3 separate regions of the Mus musculus genome follow, and all the other regions are linked to region 2. A link is a loop called in an ENCODE intact Hi-C map of the cell type or tissue named here. Cell type or tissue: heart. All regions are shown on one strand.

Region 1 (8,000 bases), 200 kb after region 2:
GAAGCATTTTCTCAACTGAGGCTCCTTTCTCTCTGATGACTCTAGCTTGTGTCAAGTTGCCATAAAGCCAGGTAGTGCAGATGGCAACCTGACAACCTAACTCAGATATTCTTAAGTCTTTGAGGCTTTGTAACAAGGCATGGTAGCAAAGGGAATGAGTTAAATGTACAAGATTTCCTTTCCACCTGCTTTTCTTTTCTTCATGTTTTTTAGGGCAAAGGGGTCTAGAAACTGAAAAGGGCCATGCACAGTAACTATTTTAGCAAAGAGAGGAACACAGTGGTTTTCACATTCAAATCAAGCCCAAGGTTGTTTTTCTGACTCTAGACGGGCTTCTGCAGAAGGTAGTCATTTACAAATTGGGGGAAGCTTGAACCTGGCAGTTGAGGCTGGAGTGGAGCAGATGAGCCATAAAGTTTTGTGGGAGTATGGGGGGCTCACACTGAAGAAGGTGTAGGTGATATTTAGAGAGACAGCCATGGTAGTTAGAGGTGCCCTGGGTAGCCTCTGGGTGTTTGAGAAAGATTATATGTGCTAAACATGATACAAAAAGGGAAAATAAGGGCAAGGGAATTAGATTTGGCCCAAGAACTTATGATCTGAGTCATAGAGACGAGAAAACATTTGACAGAAGGGAAGAGGGTGTGTGTGTGTGTGTGTGTGTGTGTGTGTGTGTGTGTAAGATATGAGTGTATAAACAGAAGATAGCAAATCTGTGAGTTTGAGGGAGTATGGGGAGCCTTTTCATACCCTGAGTAAGAAAATGATTGAAAGGTAGGCCTGGAATGTGCCAAGGGAAAAGCTGTGCTCCACTTTTCTACCTTACTGTGCATACCATGATGGCTGAGTCCTATATTACACAGACTGCCTACCCTTAAAACTTTTGTATAACTTGAAAATGTGTCATGAACAAACTGTACTTTTAAAAGAATCTGTAGTAGCAGGATTGGTGACACATGCCTGTCAGGATTATCTTAGCACTTGGGAAGTTGAGGCAAGGAATTTGTGAATTTAAACTTCCTCACCAAAAAGCAACCAACCAACCAAACAGACACAGATAAAAAATAGAAGTAAAGAGAACTGTGATTAAGACACTTCATGGCACCAATAGAGTTGACAGTCAAATTATTTTTATGCAAATCTGACCTATAGTTTGGGAAGGGGATCTGTCCATGCAGTATAGTTCATATTTCTAGTGACTTGCTTGGATCCTGGAAAATAGTTTTGAAAAGACCAGAGTTGGCACAGGACACTCCAAGACCAACTTCTCAGCACAAAGGAAATTTATTTGCCCCAGAGGAACAAAGGGCAGAGAATAAGAGAGAAAGACAGGAGACAGAGGACCAAAGAGAAGGGAAAAGAAGGGAAAGGTATATTTGCTCCAAAAGAACAAAGGGCTGTCTCTAGATAGAGGGAGACAGACATGGGCACTAGGCAAATGGCAGTTTATAAAAGGAAAGGGGGAAACCCTGTGTTAGGATGAGTTGCTTTGTTTTGATGAAGCTTGCTAATTAGTTGAGCCAAAAGGGGGCTTTTGATTGCTGGACTGATACTTTGATAGCTGGACCTTGGTGGTCAGCCTCAGGAGGAGGAAATGGCCAAATAAGGGAGCAAACTTTGGTGGCTAGTTTTAAGAATATAATCTAATGGTTTTTAGCAAGGGAAGAGAGGTAAAAGATAAAACCTGTCAGAGCCATGTTTGCTGCGCTCAGGCCTGTGTTTGCTCCTTTGGGCCTCCTAGAGCCCTTCAAGTTCCTTTCCAGTTTCCATATACTATACTCCATATCCTATACTCCATATACTACACTCTATTATATTTGGTGGGATCAGTTGTGGACCTTTGCTCCAATAAAACATTTTTGGAGCATTTGTTATTCTGTTTGTTAATAGAAATCCAATGTAGCCAAAATTACAGAATACATATTGAGAATTCAGTATCATGATTTCAGAATATAGAAACCAAAAGGGAAGGGCCAACAGACAAGGTGTATTTAAGATGGTATTATGGAAGAAAAAGCATTAAAGAAGATGGGGTAAGAAATTAAACATTATAGAAGACTGTGGTGGTTTGAATAGGTATGGCTCTCATAGATTCATGTGATTAAATGCTTGGCCATAGGGAGTGGTGTAGTATTAATTAATAAATTAATGAAACCTTATGTTCCAGAATGAAAGACACACACAGCCTTTATATTTTGGTGTGCCTTAAACAGCTCAATAACTGGGCCACTACCTAACCTCCACGTGACTAACCCCCCTCCCACCAACAATCCTGAGTTATCACTTACTAAACTCTATATTTTACCTTGGTTGCTCTGGACCCAGTTGGGCAGCCCTTTGGGCCATGCTCTCCTGGCTTCTTTCCATGGTGACCATCTCTCCGTGTCTTGTACTATTCTCAGGCATGGTGTCTCTCCTCTCCTCCCCTCTCTCCCAGAATGGCAGATCTCTTTCCTCCTTCTCTCCCAGCCCCAAGCCTGGGAATCTGAAAGTCTAAAATCCACATTCCTCCAAACAAAACCATGGCCAGGCCTATCACAACAATACCCCAGTCCTTGGTTCCAAGTTCTATCTTAGTTTGCGAATGCCTCTGTCTGCCTTGCCCAGCTATTGGCTGCAGGCCTCTTTACCAATCAGAGTTAAGTAGGGGCAGGGTCCCTCACTGTCTTACAAGTGGACTCTCTCCTGCAAACAATTTTGGGGACTCAAATTGACTTTAGAATACAAGTAGCACTAGGCCAAGCCCACTACAGAGTGGCATTATTTGGAGGTGTGGCCTTGTTGGAGTAGGTGTGGCCTTGTTAGAGGAAGTGTGTCACTGTAGGGGTGTTCTTTGAGGGTTCCTATAATTATGTTCCTTCCAGTGTGGAATGACAGCTTCCTCCTTGCTGCCTTCAGATCAAGATGAAGAATTCTTGGTTCCTCTAGCACCATGTCTACCTGCGTGATGCCATGCTTCCCACCATGATAATAATGGACTGAACCTCTCAAACTGTAAGTCAGCCCCAACTAAAGTTTGCCTTTATAAGAGTTGCCTTGGTCATAGTGTCTCCTCATAGCAATAAAACCCAAACTAAGATAGAACTTGATACCAAGGACTGGGGTATTGCTGTGATGGACCTGATCATGTTTTTGTTTGGAGGAATGTAGATTTTAGACTTTGGATTTAGAAAGCAGCACATGTTTTAAGTGGTGCTTAATGGACCAACCTAGTAGGAACATAGAAGACATTGATGCTGAGGATGGTTCAAACTCTGGGGGCCTGGCTCAAGAAGTTTCAGAGAAGAATTTTAGTATGTTGCCTGGAGATCGTTCTTGTGACATTTTGGTGAAGAATATGGTTACGTTTTGCCCTCATTTGAAGAGTCTGTCTGAGGCTAAGGTGAAGAGATTTAGAATAATTGCATTGACAAAGGGAATTTCAAAAAAGTTTAGTGTAGACTTAGTTCTGTCATTCACTCTTATGAAGAATGTTTAGATCAGGCATAGGAAGCTTACAAAGGAAAAGTACACAATGCTTGTTCAAGTATTGAAAGGGCACCGAGAAGTGGAATGGAGCTAAATCCTGTGTTCAAGGAGACAAACAGGGTGAGTGGTGACCTCAGGTGGTGGGGCTAGGGGGGATCCAACCCAGCTAAGCTTCCATCTTGTGAAAAAGATGTTGAAAAGGGGACATTGCCACTTATTTTAAATTTACTATGTGTTTTTGGCCGTATGAGAGATAGTTATATCATGTTAGGGTTATGACCTAGTTATTGTTTTCACTTGGACATAAAGAAAAGGTTAAACCCAGGCATGGCGGTACACATCTTTAATTCCAGCACTCAGCAGACAGAGGCTGGATTCTCATTTCAGGTCATCATCAGAAAAGCCAAGTTTGCTACACAGTAAGGATCAGGAGATCTCACCCTGGTTGCAGAACCAATCCTAGTTGCAGAATACAGGGTTGTATTCCCACTTCATTTCTCCAGACCATCCTAGGAGATTACTAGGAATCCTTGGAAGGGAAAGAAGAAACATTTTGTTGGAATAAAAACAGGGTTGAATGAGTTCCAGAAAGCAGGCTTCACAAACTCGGACAACAATCTGCAGAAGAAGACAACTTTAAGAAACCAACTCGAAGCAATATACAGAGAAGTAAGATGAGAGAGGAGCTGCCTCAGGAAAGAAGTCAGTTGGTTCACAGCCAAAGAATCTCGATCCGGCCCTGCCCGGAGGATGGGGAGGTCGCTCTGCTGAAAAACACGCTTCTGGTTCTGTGTGGAAGACAAGGAAGAACAAGCAGAAGGCTCCTGGCAACAGAGACGGTGGCAGTACCAGTGAAGTTCCTCAGACACCTCAGAAGAAAAGGGCATGGGCTGACCCTGCTGTGGAGAGCGAGGAGGCATTCAAGAGTAGGATGGAGGTGAAGGCGACGATCCCTGAAGAATTAAAACTGTGGCTGGTGGAGGACTGGGACTTGGTTACGAGACAGAAGCGGTTGTTCCAGCTCCTCTTGAGGAGTATGCCAATTGCAAGAAATCGCAGGGAAATGTTGATAATAAGGAGCGTGCACTTGGTGAAGTTGTGGGAGGGGTAAAAGAGTATTTCAATGTGATGCTGGGCACTCAGCTGCTCTGCGAGGTTGAAAGGCCTCAGTATGCTGAGATTCTGCTGGCTCACCCTGACGCGTCAATGTCGCAGATCTATGGAGCGCCACACCTACTGAGATTACTCGTGAGAATTGGGGCAATGTATACTCCCCTTGATGAAAAAAGCCTGGCATTATGGCTGGGCTATCTGCATGATCTCCTTAAGCATCTGGCAAAGAATTCTGCCTCTATGTTTACTGCCAATGATTACAAAGTGGCTTCTGCTGACTGTCATTGCAAGCTCTGTGACCACTACTGACCACTCACTATTGTTTGGTATCTGTAAAGACTTTTGTTTGTGTCCTTTCATGGTATAATTGATGTTCTTTAAAACTGTCAATGTAAAACTGGGCTTATGTTTCAGATTGTTTTCCTGTTCTGTTGCAGACAGAAAATAAAAGGAGTACCCAGGTCCTTTCCTCATTTCAAAGCTGCTACCAGTGTATGTAGTAATTAGACAAAGAAAAAATTCAGTAGACCATTTTTATTGCCTAGTTGACAACATTGTTTGAATGCTGGTGGTTCTATCCCTTTGACACTACACAGTTTTCTAATATGTGTTAATGCTATGTGATGAGATGCTCTGGTTCCTTCCTGGTTTTTGTATTTGGGTCTAATGCATGTTCTAACAGGATAGAGGCAATGCATTATTGTGTAGCCACAGTTTTCTGAAAAGTTGATAACTTAGGAATTGTAGTTCAGATCTTAAATAAAACTTGTTTCTAAATTTCAAAGCCAAAAAAAAAAAAAAAAAAAACAAAAAAAAAAAAACCAACAATAACAAATGGGACCTCATAAAATTGCAAAGCTTCTACAAGGCAAAGGACACTGTCAATAGGACAAAACAGCAACCAACAGTTTGGGAAAAGATCTTTAGCAGTCCTACATCCGATAGAGGGCTAATATTCACTATATACAAAGAACTCAAGAAGTTAGACTCCAGAGAACCAAATTTAAAAAATGGGGAACAGAACTAAACAGGGAATTCTCAACTGAGGAAACTCAAATAGCTGAGAAGCACCTAAAGAAATGTTCAACATCCTTAGTCATCAGAGAAATACAATTCAAAACAACCCTGAGATTCCACCTCACACCAGTCAGATGGCTAAGATCAAAAACTCAGGTGACAGCAGATGCTGGTGAGGATGTGGAGAAAGAAAAACACTCCTCCATTGCTGGTGAGACTGCAATCTTTAAGGGAGGGATCCAGTTCTTTTAATTTTTTTATTATTAAATAAATATATTGTTCTGCAAAGAGAAAAGAAAACAGAAAGCTGGTGATGATGTAATAGAACCAAGCAAGCAGCAAAACTTGGCAACTTTGACCATGCAGCTCTGACTTTGGAGTTAAGAATAGAAGAGGTTACTGGGACAATTGGTACTGGTTAGTTGGAACTAAGAAAACAGCAGTGATTAAGAAGAGACCAGTATCACTATGGTGCAATCTTCTATGAAGTATTTTCTGAGAGCACAAAGAAGCTGTGTTCCAGAGATAGACCTTGTGCTAGCAGCCAGATTTGGTAATGTGTAAGTATCATGCAGGTAGAACTGGTTTTGAAAGCATGAAGGGGACATGGAGAACAGCTGAGGCTTAGCACTGTGAGAGGACAGCAAAGACTACTGGTGAAGGTACAGACTCTGGGCAGTTGATGGCCCAGGAATGAAGGGGTAATGCAAAGAAGGTGAGGCTTGGCACCGTTAAGTTATGAGAAACTAGTGAAGCCTAATTGCAGTGGAAGACTCCAGAAAATTGGAGGTGCCAGTACTATGGAATGATCACCAAGAATAGCAGCAGCAGTGGAGTGGAGTCAGTCAGAGCTAGAGTGCTACAGAGGGCAGAGCTGGAGAAGTGACTCAAATCTTTTGGAGGAGTCCAGAAGATCATATGTGGATCCAAGACATTGGCACAAGAAACCGTGAAGTTAAAGTTGCCTTGGATTCCCAAAAGAAGTAAGAGATGCCAGAGATGTGGGATACTTGCTGAGGGAAGCTGCTAACAGGAAGTTGAAAAAGCCCAAGTGAAAGAGCTGTGTTGCAGTCAACAAAGATGAAAGGAGTTGGACGTCAGACCTGTAGATGCAGTTTGGAGTTTGCTCAGCTGGTTTTTGGTCTTGCTTTGATCCAGTATTTCTTCACTACGACATTTTGGAATGGTAATGTATATCCTGTGATATTGGAAGTATGCTATCTGCCTTTTGATTTAGATTTTATAGGGTATTACAGTTAAGAGATTGCATGAATCTCAGAAGAGACTTTGAACTTTGGACTTTTAAATATTATTGAGATTGATAGAATATGGGGACTTTTGAAGTTGCATTATGTTATGGCTACAAGCCTATAGAGTTCAGGAAGTGGAATGTGGTGGTTTAAATAGGTTTGGCCCCCATAGATTCTTGCGTTTGAATGCTTGGCCACAGGAAGTGGCACTATTAGGAAGTGTGGCCTTGTTGGAGTAGGTGTGGCTTTGGTAGGGAAGTGTGTCACTGTGGGGGTAGGCTTTAAGGTCTGCTTTGCTTATGCTCCTCCCAGGGTAGAATGAGAGCCTTCTGGCTGCTGTCAGATCAAGATGTAGAACTCTTGGCTTCTCCAGCACCAGGTCTGCCTGCATGATGCCATGCTCCCACCATGATAATGGACTAAACCTCTGAAACTGTAAGCTATCCCCAACTAAATGTTTGCCTTTATAAGAGGTCTTGGTCATGGTATTTCTTCACAGCAATAAAACCCAAACTAAGACAATGACATTCCTGTCAAATTGTCACATTAACATATTGATATTTCTGAGAAATCTGGTGATAAAAAGAGAATTTAACTCTGTGAGACCACTGCTCTCCCAGTGTTCACCAATTTGCTCTGATCCTTCCTATCCTTATTCATAAATGTCAACTTGAGGTAGCCTAGAGTCATGGGAGAGGAGGAGCCTCAACTGAAGAATTTCCTAGCTTAAACTGGCCTTTGGGCATTTCTGGTAGATTTGTCTTGATTAGTAATCGATGCAGGAAGGGCCAGATCACTGTGGGTGCCACTATCCCCAGGAAAATAGTCTAGGGCTATCTAAGAAAGTTAGCTATTAGCAATCAGGCACCTCCATGGCCAGCCCAAGGGCCCTCAGCAACAGTAGGACATATCATTACTAGCTGCTGAGAGGCTACATCCCATATCCTCCTGTGCATGTGTAACATGAGGCCAGCCAGGCCAGCCAGGGCTGCAGAGAAACCCTGTCTAAAAAAAACAAACAAACAAAAAACAACAAAAAAGGCTCTGTCTGTTCCTCCTTCCCACCCCCTTTCTCCTCTACCTCCACCAGAGGCAGCCTCTGTATCGCCACCCCCATCTCTGAAAACACCTCCCACATGAGACCTGTTGCAT
Region 2 (8,000 bases):
ATATCCTAGATATCCTAGAGGTGGGTGGAGACCTGTCTAGGGGAAATTTGAGTCCAGTGATGTGGCTGCACATGCAGGTTTAATAGTAGAAGTTGTGGACCAAGAAAAACTACGGAGAGGGGCTGGGGAGAAGACTCGGTGTAAAGGGCTTCCTGACTGTGAGATGTCCTGAGTGACCTGGCTTAGGAACCCCAGGATCATGTAAAAGCTGGATACAGTAGTGCACATTTGTGATCCCAGTGTGCTGCTAAGGGAGGCTGAGTCGGGAGAGCTGCTGGAAGCTTGTGAGCCAGGCAGCCTGAAGTGAGAGAGAGAGAGAGAGAGAGAGAGAGAAAGAGAGAGAGAGATCCTGCTCAAACCAAGTGGAGGGCGAGGGCTAACACCTGAGGTTGTCCTGACCCCTACACACATGTCTACTCTGCACTCACACATTTAGGGACAACCCAATTTCAGAGGACAGGATAGAGTAGAGGAAGTAATGTTAGACCCTGAAGGAATGGCCTATGTATATAGAAAAGCCTGGAGGGCACAGTGTGAGGCGATTTCTACAGGGTTTCAGACAGAAGCTAAGCTGCTGAGGGTTATAGTTGAGTGCTCTGAGAGGATAAAGATAGAGGAACAAGCAAAGTTCAGTAGTTAGAAGGTGATGGGTGAGGGAGCATCTCAGTAGATGTAAAAGCTGGATTAATTATTTAAAATTCACTGACATTTATAAGACAAATGACCCCAAGGTCAGATATTTTTATGTTAGGTCAACTACTGGGCCCCTTAATGTCAGGGAGCTAACTCACTAATACCACTTGGCAAGGCTATCTGAGGCGTCAGCACACATAATTATGCAAACTCTCCTTGAGATAATGGAGTGCCTGGTCTTCACACTTGTTATTCACACTTGTTAATACAGTGAATAGAAACTGCCTATCACTGGGTACAGGAGTGGATCTTGATGTCTAGGCTCAATCCCAAATGGCAACAGAGAAGTCTCTAGATCCAATGGCTTCCTGCGAAACCATTCCGGTTGGTTAGTAATCTGTCTGATTGCTCCTCTTGTCTTAGGGACCGATTTTTGGACAACAGACCTTTCTGCTGGTGGTGTCTTGCGTGGTTGAAGAAGCAGTAATGAGACGAAGGTCACATGACTCGATGGCAAACATCTCCATTTGCTTTCTTCAGTAGGATTAACTGCTGATAATTATGGAAAGGAAGAGGTTGCAAGGAGGACATCTTTTATTTCTCAATTGCTCCCATTTGATTTTTGAGGCATGGATAAACAGATCTTTTGGATAGGAATAAAGAAGCAGAAAGAATATGTGATTTTGTTATGAAAAATTTCCAGTACCATTGCAAATGCTATCTTCTTTTTTTTCAGGCACTATTTTCCTTGTTGGTAAAATAAAGATATTAAGTAAATATATTTTTTATGTCATCTCATTTTTTAAAATTTCTTTTTCTTTCTTTCTTTTTCTAATTGAGATAAGATCCCTCAGTGTAGCCCATCCTGGATTCCTAATCCTCTTGTTTCATCTTCTGTAGGAAGATGACTACTACAAAGAGCTGTCCTTCAGTATGGCCCAGGCTGATTTGTACCACTATCTTTGACATTGTCAACACACACACACACACACACACACACACACACACACACACACACACCATAAAAACATAAAATCCGAAGCCATGATATGCAAGCAAAAGACCAGTAAGACCAAAATCCAACAAAACAAACGGACAAACAAACAAAAAAACAAAGCACTATGAGACAAAATGTCTACAAAAATACCATTGAGTTAATTTCATCTTGGCCATCTACTGTGATGGCCCCCTTTTTCAAATTCTGTGTGCTCATAAAGACTGAGCAACCAGAAATCCCTGTTCTCTGTGAGAGTCCTGACAGCTCTGAAAGAACTAGCAGTGGAAACACCAGAGACAATCAGGTGCTTACGTTTACGCATTGAAAGTAGTGTTGAGTGTGGAGTTAACACTCGTGTTAGTCATGTGTCTTGTTGGAACAAAATCCCTGACAAAAGCCATTTAGGGAAGGAGGGGGTTTACTTTGGCTCAGATTTTAAAGGTATGTGGAAGGACAGCGTGGTGACAGGAACACGAGGTGACTGGCCATATTGTACCACAGGCAGGACTTGGGGAGATGAATGTTAGTGCTTGGCCTTTTTTGTTTCAGTTCAGGACCCCAGCTCATGGGCTTGGTACTTTGAACAGGTTAAGATGCCTCTTCCTAAATCATCTAAACTGGATAACCCCTTATAGGTGTGCCTGGAAGCTTTACCCTAGGTGAATCTAGATGCAGTCCAGTTGCCAATCAATATTAAGGCTGTGAGGGTTATGATAGGATGTTTTGATTTGTACTTGGAAAGTCTCCTTCCTTTCAACTTGACAAGCTTTCTGAGAAAGACCCACTGAGTGAATTAACAATTTAGAGTGAATGAAAGAGTACCCAGGAGATTGGAATTAAAAGAGGAGGATGGAAGAGAGGAAACATTTTTCATTCGTAAAGGTTCTCATCCAACCATTCATTTAGAAGTTACTGATATTGCTATATGTTAGATAATATGCTGGGTGTATAATGTAGAGTTGCTTTGGTGAAGGACTTTCTGATACAGGGAGAGGAAAAATAGTCTTTTGAGAGGAAAAGTTTTTTCTGTAAGTCTTGAAGCCACTCTGCTATTGAGGAAAAGCTGTCAGTCAAATCTGAAGAAGTGCAGAGGCAAGAGATCCCAGAGTGAAATTCCTCAACAGTAACGAGGGGAGGGCCAATACTGCCTACTCCCTTCATCAGGAATAGTAATGTATCTCAGGAAGAAAGGCTGATTGAAGAAAGGGGTCTGGAGAATTTTAATGTGAATCTTCAAGTTGAACCACTGCAGGACAAACTGTTCTTAACTTTATACCCATAAGATTTTTACAGGAGGGTGGGAGAAAGTCAGGATTAGCTTTAATTAGAAACCAGAGCCCAGCCGTGGTGGTACTTGCCTTTAATCCTAGCACTCGGGAGGCAGAGGCAGGCAGATCTCTAAATTCAAGGCCAGCCTGTTCTACGGATCGAGTTTCAGGGCAGCCAGGGCTACATGGGGAAACCCTGTCTCTGAAACAAAACAAAACAAAACAAAACAAAACAAAACAAAACAAAACAAAACAAAACAAAACAAACCATAAAATGTTTAGGAATGAATTAAGATATCTTTTATATTCTTTTAGTAAACAAGGATGCATTAAAAACAAACAAACAAACAGCAAAAGCCAGGCCTGGAGGGCCATACTACAAATAGTATTAATTCAACTCAAGCTTAAAAGAGAAAATTGCCCCTTGGATCACAAACCCTAGATTCTGTAGAATCAGGAAGTTTCTTCTCCGAAAGCTCTTACCTAAGGACTGTTTGAGGCTAGATGACAGGTCACAGGTTCAGAGCCCAAAGGAACATTGTGTCTCTGAGTTATCAAACACTGACTGTCCAGCCAGCCCCTTAGCAGGGACTTCCTGGAAAATCCCTGGCTCCCAATAAGCCGTGGCAACATGTGAGTGGAAAGCCTTCCTTTAGAAAGTTGTCTTGATGAGAAGAAAGCCAGTGATGACAGAACCCAGACGTCCCTGAGCTGGCAGAAGAGCGATAATGTTGGTTGTGTTGACAGTTGACAGTCACAGACAAGGACATGGTGCCTTTGAGGCGTTTGCTCTCAAGGTGAGTATATTTTTTTGCCTGGTACACTTAGGGGTGGTGGTAGAAGTGATTGCTTGCCCTGCACTGATATCAAAGACACAGGGTCTACAGGATTCAGAACATTGGCTGGTTCCCCTCTTGGCTAGTGAAATAAGTAATTCCCTTATCTGCTAGTGAGGGTTTTTGGAGCCAGTCTGCACAGGTCTCAGGTTGCTATGAATCAGTACTTGTAAGGTTCCACAGGCAGTACGGAACCAGAAATACTGGTTTTTGCAGACTTGGAGGTTGAAGGACTCATGTGACCAACTGTAACAGCAACTTCAGGCCCTCTCTGGCAGGAGGCGGGGTTTATAAATAAACAGAAAGCAAACATAACTGACTCAGCCTGAAGTTTGTGGCACTGGTTTGATACAGTCGACATGCTTAATTCAACAACATTAAAGATGAATTGAGGTAGGCATTATGTATTTTAATAAAACAAAATAAAAACCTGCTCAGTAATATTAATCAGTGTATTAGAGACTCAGAGCATGTACATTTGAAGTCTGGTTTAAAAGTAACCTTGTGTTAGACTATAGTTGTTGGAAGTCCCCGAGTGCAGTGGCCGTATCATGTCCAGACGACGGCATTTCACAGCATCCACCTGCATCCTCGAGCTCCTAACATTCTTTCTACTTCCTCCCTGAGCCTTGAAAAAGGTGATGTAGAAGTTCTGTTTAGTGCTAAGTTCTCAGACACTTATTCACAGCGCCTTGAGCAGAGGGATGCTGCTTGCTCAAGGCTGAGAAAAGCTCTTCTCTATAAGTATAAATATTCAGGAGGTAGTTTGATAACATGCCCGCTATCAAAACAACAGTAGTAGATCCCTTCCTCCTATCCCCAGGGCCTGTGGTCTTCCCAGCCATGGGCTTTTGACCAGATTTACAATTCTAGGTATGAATGCCCTCCTAAGCATTAGATGAGGCTCAAATCTAATCAGAAAGTGGTTGGTTTCTCATACAACAGTCATACCACCATTGCCCCACGGGTACAGTTTGCACAACAGTGTGGTTGTAGCTTGCAGGGTTCACAGGCAAGTGACTCAGCTGCGGACTTTTCTCCCCTAGAAGCCTTCATAGCATCTTACTGTACAATGAAAACTAGCCAGCAGGGAACATCCTCTTTAAGGAAATCTCTCGAATCTCATTAAATTTAATCTTAGCCATTAAAAAAAACCCAGACAATGATTTAAATACATTTTTCACATTTCAAGCAATCCTTATTTAAAAAGGGAGTACACAAAGATACCCATATTTGTTGTCTGAATGCTTTTGGGAATGATAAACAGATTGATGGCTCTGGTGCCTGGTGTTGGTGCTGTTTGCTTCCTGGACTGACAGAGCAGATAGGCTGTAACTTCATGCACAACACACGGATTCCTGGGGTTAGGATATAAAAGTCAGTCTGTGGGAGCAGAGCTCTCTGGAGCCCTGTGTAGCACATGCCAGCACGTCAGGAACTCTGACAGTAGAGCTGACATCGACTCTCTGCCTTTCACTTCAGGGCAAAGAGAAGCAGATGCTGTCAGAGAGCCTTCTCATGCTCCATTGTAAGCAAGAATGGCAGAGCCAGGAATGCCCATGAGTGTCAGCCGCCAGGAGCTTGGACAACCCCAGATTAACCCCTGTAAGGCATTTGAATACTTCACTGTATTTTACTCAGAAATAAGCTCTCAAGCTTACTGTTCCACCCTGAGGCCCACCACTCCCTTCAGTAGGGTAGGGATGGGGATAGTACTCTTTCTCTTGTGCTGTTTCCATTTCTAGAACAGCTTCCATATAAATAAGTACTGCTATTCCCAGTACACTTAACACTGATATTTTAGTTGGCCTAGTCATTTTCTAGTTTGAAGCAGTGAATATTCTGTTACGTGTCAGTCAAAGATGCCTGGCACTTGAGAACTAGAAATGGAGGATAAAGAAAACAACTAAGATCCATATCCAAATCATGTATGTCTTTTCTCTTATATTTACCTTCTTCGATTTCATATAACTGCCAACTATTGGGTGTGTCATCCGGTGGCCTTACCATGACTCACTGAATTTCAGACATGGGTCTGTCAAGTCTCAGTTCTCCCCACTACACCTCCTGAGGGTGTTCTCTGTCCGTCCCTCCTTCCTTCTCTGTCCCTTTTAAATGTGTTTGCATGAATGTAATCCATGTGTATGTGAATGCATGTGCATTTGAATCCATGTGTACATGAATGCACACAGAGTCCAGAAGAGGGTGTTGCATCCCCTCTAACTGGAGGTGCAGATGATTATGAGTTGTCATGTGGATGCTGGAAATTGAGCCCAGGTCCCTGCAAGACAATGCTCTTAACCTCTGAGCCACCTCTCCAGCCCTGTTTTTCGAAACTTAGCAGGCACTATTGATTGTCTACAAGCATTTCACTAATAATGTGATAATCATTACTTTTAATTAGGAGTCTAGAGTGATGCAACAGTGAAAGTGAATGAGAGGCAGACAACTTAACTAAGCTCTTCCTTGCTAATGCCAGGTGAGAAGAACACCAGCAAATTATGTAATTCTTCTGGGTAGCGTTGGAAAAGTGGGGAGAACTTTCAAGTTGAGCTAAAATGGGCTGTTTGGGTGGAGATCACTTTAGTAGTTAAGACAGTGATGTGCTTTCAGAGAAACCAACGCTGCCTCACACACACTGATTGGACATTTGGTGTGTTTCCCAATCTATGCTTTGTCCATTGGAGGAGCACTAGATCTCTTGGCTGGGTGGGGCTCCTCTCTGAGCTTCAGAAGCTAAAATAACAAGCAATGCCTGGCAGAGTGATTTTCCACATTCGCCCTGTTTAAAGGAAGAAGTTTGTTCTGTTGTAAACAGTGATGGGAACTGTTTGCTTTGGATGGGCTTGGTCCTTATGAGCCAAAGAGCGCCTTCTTAGGCTGGGCTCTTGCCAAGGTAGAAATTGGATGCCAGAGGACCCTGGTCCTGTTGAGGCATTCTCTAACTACAATAAGTTTGGCCAGAAGAAAGTGTGCAGGAGCAGCAGGCTCAGTAGTCATGGCTTGGAAAAAAAATTATCGTTTGCACCAACCATTAGCATGGTTACCTTGGGTAGACTGTGACTTGGATTCTATTTTCCCACATCTCTGATTAGAGGAGGCTTATCAGGAGACTCTTCGATGCCTCTGTGGAATCCCTTTGAGAGGTTTAGATTCTTTCATACCTATTACAAGAAGACAAGCAGTCAAGTTGATTTCACTCGGTCTGGAACCTGTACACAGTGCATGGGTTTTGAATGTGTGTCTAAAACGAGCCAGTTTCCTAAGTCAGTTTTGCATTCCAGTCATGGTAGCATTTGCTATACTCAAGAGCTGATGATCTATTTAGTGCTGTGGTTCCCAGCACAGGCTCTGGAGACGAACTGATTTGACTTTGAACCCAGCCTCTACTAATTATTTGGCAAGTGATCTTGGACAGATCGTCCAAGTTCATTATGTTCTCTGGTTCTATAAAATAGAAGCTACTGTGATGTTCAATTAGGGAATGAGTACAAGGTACTTTGAATAAGATCCACAGCTAAGTTCAATCCATAGTAGCCATTTTTTTCTCCTTCTCTTGAAATTACAGACAATGCCACCTATTACTAAACTTCTGGTTGGAGAAGGACTTGCAAGACAGTGATAAACTCGGGGATGGGTTATCTGTCCATCTCAATTCCTAGGTTCATCCATATTTGTACACAATACAACAGAGGGACCATCAAATGTTCAAACATTTATGAAAGTTTTTCTCAGAAATGACTTTTCTGGTTGCATGCTATAAGGGAGATCAGGTCTGGGCTTACTAACACTCTGTCCTTTGAATGTTTTGAATATGAGCTGTGCTTATTATAGCTGACTCTTATCCAGAGATGGGTGTGTGCCAATCATGTAGAATGGTTGTCAATGGTCTGGAGAATAGGCACTTTCCATGTGCAACTAAGTCTATATATTCTCTCAGCTGAGAGGCAGGACATAAAATGCCATGGAGCAAGTGGGATGTGGGGTATGGGACATTTATAAGTAGCAGAGCATTCATTGTACAAATATTTCCTGTGTCTCAGTCCCCTCTGACCTTAGCTACTTTTTAAAGTTACTCACCCACAGCTCCTGCTATGAGCCATAGCCTAGCACCTCCTTTTGCAGTTCTACCAGGATGTCTTAGTCAGTGTTCTGTTGCTGTGAAGAAATACCATGACCACAGCAACTCTGAGAAAGAAAAATATGAAACTGGGGGCTGGCTTACAATTTCAGAGGGTTTCATCTGTTATTCCCATGGCAGGGAGT
Region 3 (8,000 bases), 110 kb after region 2:
AATTTACGTCTTTTTCTCATTCCTTTAGGAAGAACTTGTATCGATGTGGTTTCCACTACTGCTTTGCCTTTCAGAGGTCTTTGAGCTATTGAGCATCCATATATTTGGTTCTTAAATTACTTGATATTCGAGTATCGTTCGTTTATTTGGCCAAGTAGATACTCGAAGCAGGTGCTGTTCATTGCCGCCAAGCACTGGCCCATTCATGCCAGGATGTTAAGCACATCCTGTAGCTTGGTGTAAACACCAGGTGGGATTCTAATCCACTCACCAGAGAGTCTTCTTCCATTCCTCCTCAGTGAGTGGAAGCCAGAGGGAAGTCCCAGTCAGGAATTCTCTGTGCCTTTAGAAGTCAGCAACTCCAAAGGACACAAGAAGGGAACTGGCCCAGTCACTCCCAAGCCTCCTCTGTACATAGCTTCTTTCTTGGTACCATCCCAGAAGCTCTCAGAGAAGTTCCAAGTTGACATGTAAGTCCTTTCTTGGACTAGTTTACCTTCAGTTGAAGTGTGGAGACATTCTCTTTCCTTTCCAATGTTGAAGTTGTCTGGGAGTCACCTTGGATAATTCTCCTATTATGTATAGGGAAAGGAAGACAAAATGAAACAAGGTGACCCTCACAACCATGGGGTCAATAGTTGGGTATTGTGGTCATCAAGGTAGACTCCAGAGGTAAGAGCAAGCTTGCTTACACATCTGGCCAGATGTTATCACACAGTTGTGCACAAGAACCCTGGCTCCATTCTTTAGGATCTTTCATGCCTTAGTATGTCAGTGGATCCAACTAACACAGGTCTAATGAGCAGAGTAATTTGGGAGGGATGGGTACTACAACAGTTATGTAAGACAAGAGGTTATGTCTTCTGATAACATATCTATCATTAAGTGAAACAATCAGAAAGCTGAGGAGTGTGGTAGACTCCTGGATGTCTCTTGGTATTGATTTCCATTTTGTTCATTATCATTGAATTCTGAGTATGGAAATGGGAACGACCATGAAGCTACATTGGTCATGTGACTAAGCATTCGTCGATAGGAAATAAGCAGAAATACTCCAGTTTCTGGCTTGTGGCCTGAAAGAGAAGAGTGTGGTGACTTGATGGAAGGTAACTGAGTTCCTGATTCTTCAGTTGACATTTTGAGTCCTGATCTGACCTGCTTAGTTGCAGACTGTTGAAAGAGGTAGGAAAACACACCATTGTCTTTAGCTCCAATCAATTTGGGTGCTTGTCAGGTAGTCCCGAAAGGCTTTTCCTCCCTTTCCATTATCTATCTATCTATCTATCTATCTATCTATCTATCTATCTATCTATCTATCTATCTAATATTCTGATCACTGTCCTCACCTCCTCCAGTTCTCTTTCACAAGGTCCCTCCCCCATACCTCTCCCCATCTCCTCTGAGAGGGCGGAGGTCCCCCTGGCTATCTCCCAACCCTGGCACATCAAGTCTCTGCAGAGTTAAACACATCCACTCCCACTGAGGCCAGACAAGGCAGCTTAGTTAGGGAAATGAGATCCAAAGACAGGCATCAGATTTAGGGACAGCCCCCTGGCTCCAGTTGCCCAATGGGCTTTTATACCAAGGGAGTGACTTGGGTGTTCAGTAGATTAGTGTCACCTTCAACTGGGAACATGGCCTTATGGCTCCAATGCTTCTGTTTTCTGCAGGTAGCCAGACTCCTCTCACAGACAGTTTGCTTGGAATCCTCTACATTGCTGTCTTTGGGGATTCTATAGTGAAAGAAAGGGACATACATGGTAGCAGGTTTCAGTTAGCTTAGGAGTGGACATCTTGATCTTTCACTAGACTCAGAAATTTCATTCCAAACCATCACTCTTTTAAACATCGCTGCATTTCTCTGGTGCACCCTAGGATGGATACATGCAAGAGCAGAGCTGATTTCTCAGCCATGACTACTGTGTTTGAATCTGTTGCTAGGACATCTGTTGAATTTCCAAATTCTATCTTAGGAAAGAAATATAATTTTTCTTTGATGCCACATTCTTCTTTAGGCAGAAATACAAGGAAACCACTGTCCGTGGTGGCATCTTGGCAGAACTGTCAAGTGGAGCCTGGATCTGGGAACCCACAATTCAAGAATAAGGCACCATTTACGTACAAAATTGTTGGATTTGGAAGGATACTTAGTTTGGTATGCTCACGAAGCCACTGACTTACAGGGTCAAAGAGCTTATTTTTCAAGCAAGTATATTTTACTGTTTATGAGAGACTACCAAAATAATTATTTCCTGTGTGGGTCAGCGGGAGTGAGGTAATCTCAAGGAAAATGTTCCATTGTGCTTATTGGGCTGGGTGGGGAAGTGACTCCAGACATCTCTTAAAGGAACAGTCATTGTATTAAATGGTGAAGTCTGGTTTGTATGTCTGTGGGTGGGAGGTTCATTTTCTTTTGTATACTTTCAGGATCTCATGAAAGAATAAATGTGGTTGTACACGTATATTTGCACAGTCTCATTAATTCTTCCGTGGTGCATTTATAAAGTAGGTTGATGTACCTAGTGTATAGATGTTTTAGGAAGATAATTCTAGATGAACCAGAATATAACATATCCTCTTTCGATTAATTTGGAAGGAGAAACTTACTTTGCACTTGTCTGCCTTGAACCACTTGAGATGTTTTATTTACCTTTATCTTCTCAGCTTTCATTAAATGATTAATCTCGTTAACCATTTTTGGATGAATGAATGGCTTGCCAAAGAAATAGATCCCAGTGAGGAGAGTTCTACCTACATTTTGACTTGTCCTGGTACTGTGACTCTGGCTGAAAGGCCACTTTGCTATCCAGGACTAGAGTTTGACTAAGGCAACAGATTTCATGATTCCAGAGATTAAGTAACATTATGCTTCATATATCCATCTGTCTAAGAATCAGAGAAGTAGGATCAGGATTACCTATACCTTGTGAGATATTGGCACAGCATGTGGAGTGAATATGCCAGTTGGACCAACAGGTAACAGACCATCAAACCAAATTAAATAGGATTCCATTTCTGATCCATCTAACTAGAGGGACAACTTTGGATATACTCTGTCTAGTACACTTCACTCTGCTTACCTTCCTCAATTGCTAGTCTATAGAAGCAATACATTACAGCTTGTAGAGCATCATATTATAATAGAGAATGTTCAATACTTACCAATTTTTGGTTGAGTGTCTATTTGGTTGAGGTGCAGACATGTACGAATCAGGCATGGTTCCTGTCCATAAGAAATTTCGCCTTTAATAGAGGTCTAATGGACAAAACAAACAAACAAACGAAAACCTACCTACAAAATAATTATAAATTATATTCATTTGTGAAATATAGACTGTTATGTGCAGTACAGAATAAATGAAAATTTACCAAGGGCTAGAAACGACTGTCTGGGCAAGATGTGCCTACTAACGCCACAGTGGCAAGGCTATTAAGTGGTAACCAACTGTTTCTTGCTTAGATTTGAGGGTTGTTTTATAGGAGAGAATTAATGCCTGGTTCTGTAAACATGGTTAAAAGCCCAAGTGGATAATTGTGTCAAACTGCCTCTAAATTTCCTCCTCTCTTCTTCCTCTTTTTTCTTCCCTTCCCTTCCCTTCCCTTCCCTTCCCTTCCCTTCCCTTCCCTTCCCTTCCCTTCCCTTCCCTTCCCTTCCCTTCCCTTCCCTTGCCTTCCCTTGCCTTCCCTTGCCTTCCCTTGCCTTCCCTTGCCTTCCCTTGCCTTCCCTTGCCTTCCCTTGCCTTCCCTTGCCTTCCCTTCCTCCTCCTCCTCCTCCTCCTCCTCCTCCTCCTTCAATTTATTTACTATATATACAATGCTTCACCCGCATGTAACTATGAAGGCCAGTAGAGGGCACCAGATCTCATTACAGATGGTTGTGAGCCACCATGAGGTTGCTGGGAATTGAACTCAGGATCTCTGTTTAAGCAGACAGTGTTCTTAACCTCTGAGCCATCTCCAGTCTCTCCAAATATCTTCTTTATATCTACAGATTGGCACTGCCCTCAGCTTTGGTCAGAGGAGCTTCTCCTTTCAGTGAGCAGTGGTTAATGCAGAGACTCAGAACTGGTTGAATTACAGAGAGTAAGTGACCTTTGAGTGCTTGTCTCTAATCTAAATGGGACATTTAGGCTACTTTCTCCAAAGATGAGGGAATACTGCAGAAGTGGTAGGCAAGGGCTAGAAAATAATGAAGTGCTGCCTGTGGATAGGACATGGTCACGATACCCATGAATTAAGCAGCTGCAGTTACTTTCACAAGACCTAAACAAGATGAGGGCTTATCACATCATATCACAAGCCTCTCCCCCTTCCTGAAGAATGATTGGCAGGCAATGACTGGTAGGAGAGCGAAACTCATATTCTTCAGTGGTCTAGCCACTGTTAAGTCAGTCATGCTCCAGTACATACATTCTCCCCGTGCTCATGAAAGCCATCCTACTTAGACTCAACGAATCACACCCCACACCCTCCAAAACCAAATAAATATGTAAAAATAAGAGGCAGACTAGTAAACAGGAAAAGTGCTGGGTCAACAATGTTGAAGGTGAGCTGGTGATCCCATCCTTCCACTGGGGACCCTGTCTGTCTACTGGAGGTGGTCTCTTCAGGGCAATTTTGTCTAAGGTCACCCCCATTGAGTCCTGGGAGCCTCTCACATCCCAGGTTTCTGGAACTTTAGAGGTTCCCCACACCTCACCCCCAGAAGCTGCTTATTTCTGTTCATTCTCCTGGCCCACTGGGCTTCTCTCCTCCTGTCTTCTTCCATACCTGCAAGAAACACAGAGACAAAAATGGAGCAGAGTGAAGGAAAGGCTATCCAGTGATAGGCCCAACTTGGGATCCATCCTATGGGCAGGCACCAAACCCTGACACAATTACTTATGTTATGTTGTGCTTGCTGATAGGAGCAACTGTTAGAGAGCATGGCTGTTGTCTGAGAGGATCTACCAAAAGCTGACTGAGACAGATGCAGATACTCAGAATCAACCATTGGACTGAGGTCGGGGACCCCTATGGAAGAGTTAGGGGAAGGATTGAAGGAGCTGAAGGGGATGGCAACCCCATAGGAAGACCAACAGTGTCAACTAACCTGGACCCCAGGGAGCTCTCAGAGACCAAGCCACCAACCAAAGAGCATACATTTGCTGGTCCAAGGCTCCTGGCACATATGTAGCAGAGGACTGCCTTGTCTGGCCTCAGCGGGAGAGAATGCACCTAATCCTGTAGAGACTTGATTCCCCAGGGAAGGGGGATGCCCAGGATGGGGATGGGGAGGGGGAACACCCTCTAAGAGGCAAAGGGGAGGGAGAGTGGGATGGGGAACTCTGGGAGGGGGACCTGGAGGGTGGCAACATTTGGAATGTAAATAACAAAACAAATCGAACAAACAAACAACTTAGATAGACTTGTTGTGAAGAAGAGATTCAGCAGAAAAGGGCAGGAGGTATGAGAGGCTATAATGGGTGAACATGATTGTCCTGGTTTGCTTTCAATTGCTGTAATAAACACTGTGGTAGTTTGAATAAAAGTGGCCCCCATAGTCCCATAGGGAGTGGTAATATTAGGAGGTGTGGCCTTGTTGGAAAAGACTTAGTTGGAGGAGGTTTGTCACTGGGAGCCCTCATGGCTTTCTCAGTCTGTTGTATTATAGAATTTAGGTTTATCTGCTTGGGGGTGGCACCGTGGGCTGGGCCTTCCCACATCAATTATTAATCAAGAAACTGCCCCATTGACTTGGCTATAGGCAATCTGAATAGAAGCATTTTCTTAAGTGAGATTCCCTTTTCCTAGAAGACTCTAGCTAGTGTCAAGCTGATAAAAAAACAAACAAACACAAACAAAAACAAAACAAAACAAAACCAAAATCAACCAAACAAAAAACAACAAACTAGCTGGCAGAGTAAAAAAGACCAAAAATATAGTAAACATGAATGAAATTGTCAAAGAATAAAACATTTTTAAAAAATGAAAGAAGACTAAAAGAAGAAAAAGCTAAAAAAAAAAAAAAAACCAACCACCCTCTCCAAAAAACAAAAACAAAAACAAAAAACACCAAACAACCAAACCAAACCACCACCACCACCACCGAAAAACTCTGTCAGGAGAAGATATACACTTTGGGGAGAGTGAAGGAGAAGAGCATATATCACAGAGTGGAAGGAAGTAATCTTAATGACCTGATGGCTGAAAAGAATTCTTGTTTTAGGGGAGAAAGCAAAAGGAAACGCAATGTTAGGAGTCTCCTACGGTGTGGGAGTATGTGCTCTAACTGGCAAAAGCCCTCCAAAAATGTTCAGATCTATTCACAGGATATAATATGCAAAGGTATGTGTTGAATGTATTCAAGAAGTTGGGGCTTCATTTCTATATCTAGAACAAGAATTGTTTGGGCTGGGGAGATGGTCCAGTGGTTATTAAGAGTGATTGTCATTCTTATAGAAGACCTGAGTTTTGTTTCCAGTACGCACATGGCATGGCTCACAGGATCCACAAGAGCCATGGTCATGGTGTCTACTGTAGCAATTGAAGGCAAACCAGGACACTCACAAGCATCCACTACACCCTCATACATCCTGCCTGTTTCTGCTGAATCCCCCTCCTCTTCCCAAACTTGTCCCTTATTTTCATGCATTTTCTTGGTTTTTGGAGGATATAGGATGTGACTCAGTGAGTCTAATTAGAATTGCTTTCATGAGCATGGGGTGGGTGTATTTACTGGAGCATGGTTAACAGTGGCTACATCACTAAAGAAGATCCAAGACTCTCTTCTGGCCTCCACATATGCTCCCCACACATGGTATATACACACATACACATCAAGATAAAAAAACAAACAGACTATAAAAAAAAAGGATTCGGGGCGTGGGTGAGGTCCTCCCATCATGGATTTAAAGTCTCATCCTAACTGAGTAATAATGGTCAGAATGGAAAGTTGTACTACATCTAAAATGCAAGGGAGAAAAAAAAACTAGACAAGTGGACTGGTGGAGCTTCTGATCCTGGCCCAAGCATCAGAGCCATGGTGGAAGCCATCATCCACAGTCAGCCAGTATTTGGAACTGGAAGCTCTGCAGCATACTGAGGCTGAAGTGTATGATGTTATTTACACTGTCTGTTTCACCATCTTTTAGAATAACAGCCATTTGGGAAGTGTCCTCTCTCATGCATGTCATTAAGATGTGTTCAGATCCCAGGTCTGGGATGATACAGTGCTGAGTGTGTATGTGCGAGTTTGTGTTTATGATTCATGTGTAGGTATATGAGGTGCTAATGACTGTCAGATGTTCTGCCTTATCCAGTGCTTTTTAGGGAGACATCTATATAAACTCAGTGAGGAAAATGACATCTTTTTCACGATCCTCTCTAACTGAAATTTAACACCGCAATGATATATTTAGGCAATGAACCACAGTAATTTTACTTTAACTTGTGACTTTGTCATCAGTAGAAATCACAAATTATTTTCTTACCACATTATTTGATGCAAATATTCCTTTGAAAAAAATTAAAGCCAAGTGTTGAAGTATACAGCTTTAATGGGAGGCCAAGGCAGGACTGGAGTGGATTCCAAGCTGGGAATTTCACTGGGCTATGCAGTGAAACCCTGTATCAGAAAACTAAAAAAGGCTCTGTAGAATGTAGCTCAATGTACGTTCTTATGAATAAGGCTTGAAGTCTGATCCCCCTCAAAACATACACACATAGACACCCCCCCAAACTAACACCACCATATTGACCCCTCCCTCAAATATTTGAAAACTGTTTTCTTTTTGTTTTGTTTGTTTATTTGGGTTTTTTTTTCCAAGACAGGGTTTCTTTGTTCAGCTTGGCTGTCCTGGAACTCACTCTGTAGTTGAGGATGACCGTGAACTCATAGATCTGCCTATCTCTGTCTCTGTCTCTGTCCCGAGTGCTGGCACTAAAGATGTGCCACCATGCTTGATTGATGACAACTGTGTTCTAGTAGTGTAGTGTAGATGAGTTTTTGATTTTGCAAT

The links. Hi-C counts contacts between places; a loop is a spot of excess contacts. Peaks named below come from ENCODE experiments on the same cell type or tissue, not always from the same donor. Only the 100,000 strongest peaks of a DNase experiment are listed, where the experiment ranks them.
Region 1: a loop joins it to region 2, with 2.0 times the contacts of the local background. A loop is called at or near these places in 4 of 42 quality-filtered maps.
Region 3: it touches region 2 in a loop (2.5-fold over the local background); 2 of 42 quality-filtered maps call a loop at or near these places.

Annotation. Positions count from the first base shown.
Region 1 is chr1:60,805,071-60,813,070 of GRCm38, forward strand. It overlaps the pseudogene Gm11581. Among named protein-coding and RNA genes, the nearest start is that of 2310016D23Rik, 31 kb to the left of the region's middle. In heart, no CTCF peak of the experiment used is centred here; a DNase peak (open chromatin) is centred at 4,411.
Region 2 is chr1:60,605,646-60,613,645 of GRCm38, forward strand. Gm51626 (a long non-coding RNA gene) reads left to right here. Exons shown (of 2, transcript XR_003947834.1): 2 at 1,057-1,414. Among named protein-coding and RNA genes, the nearest start is that of Gm38388, 10 kb to the left of the region's middle. In heart, no CTCF peak of the experiment used is centred here; DNase peaks (open chromatin) are centred at 3,536 and 6,496; H3K27ac peaks cover 2,320 bases.
Region 3 is chr1:60,716,495-60,724,494 of GRCm38, forward strand. No RefSeq gene overlaps it. Among named protein-coding and RNA genes, the nearest start is that of Cd28, 26 kb to the right of the region's middle. In heart, a CTCF peak has its summit at 3,881 (motif pointing right); DNase peaks (open chromatin) are centred at 277 and 2,297.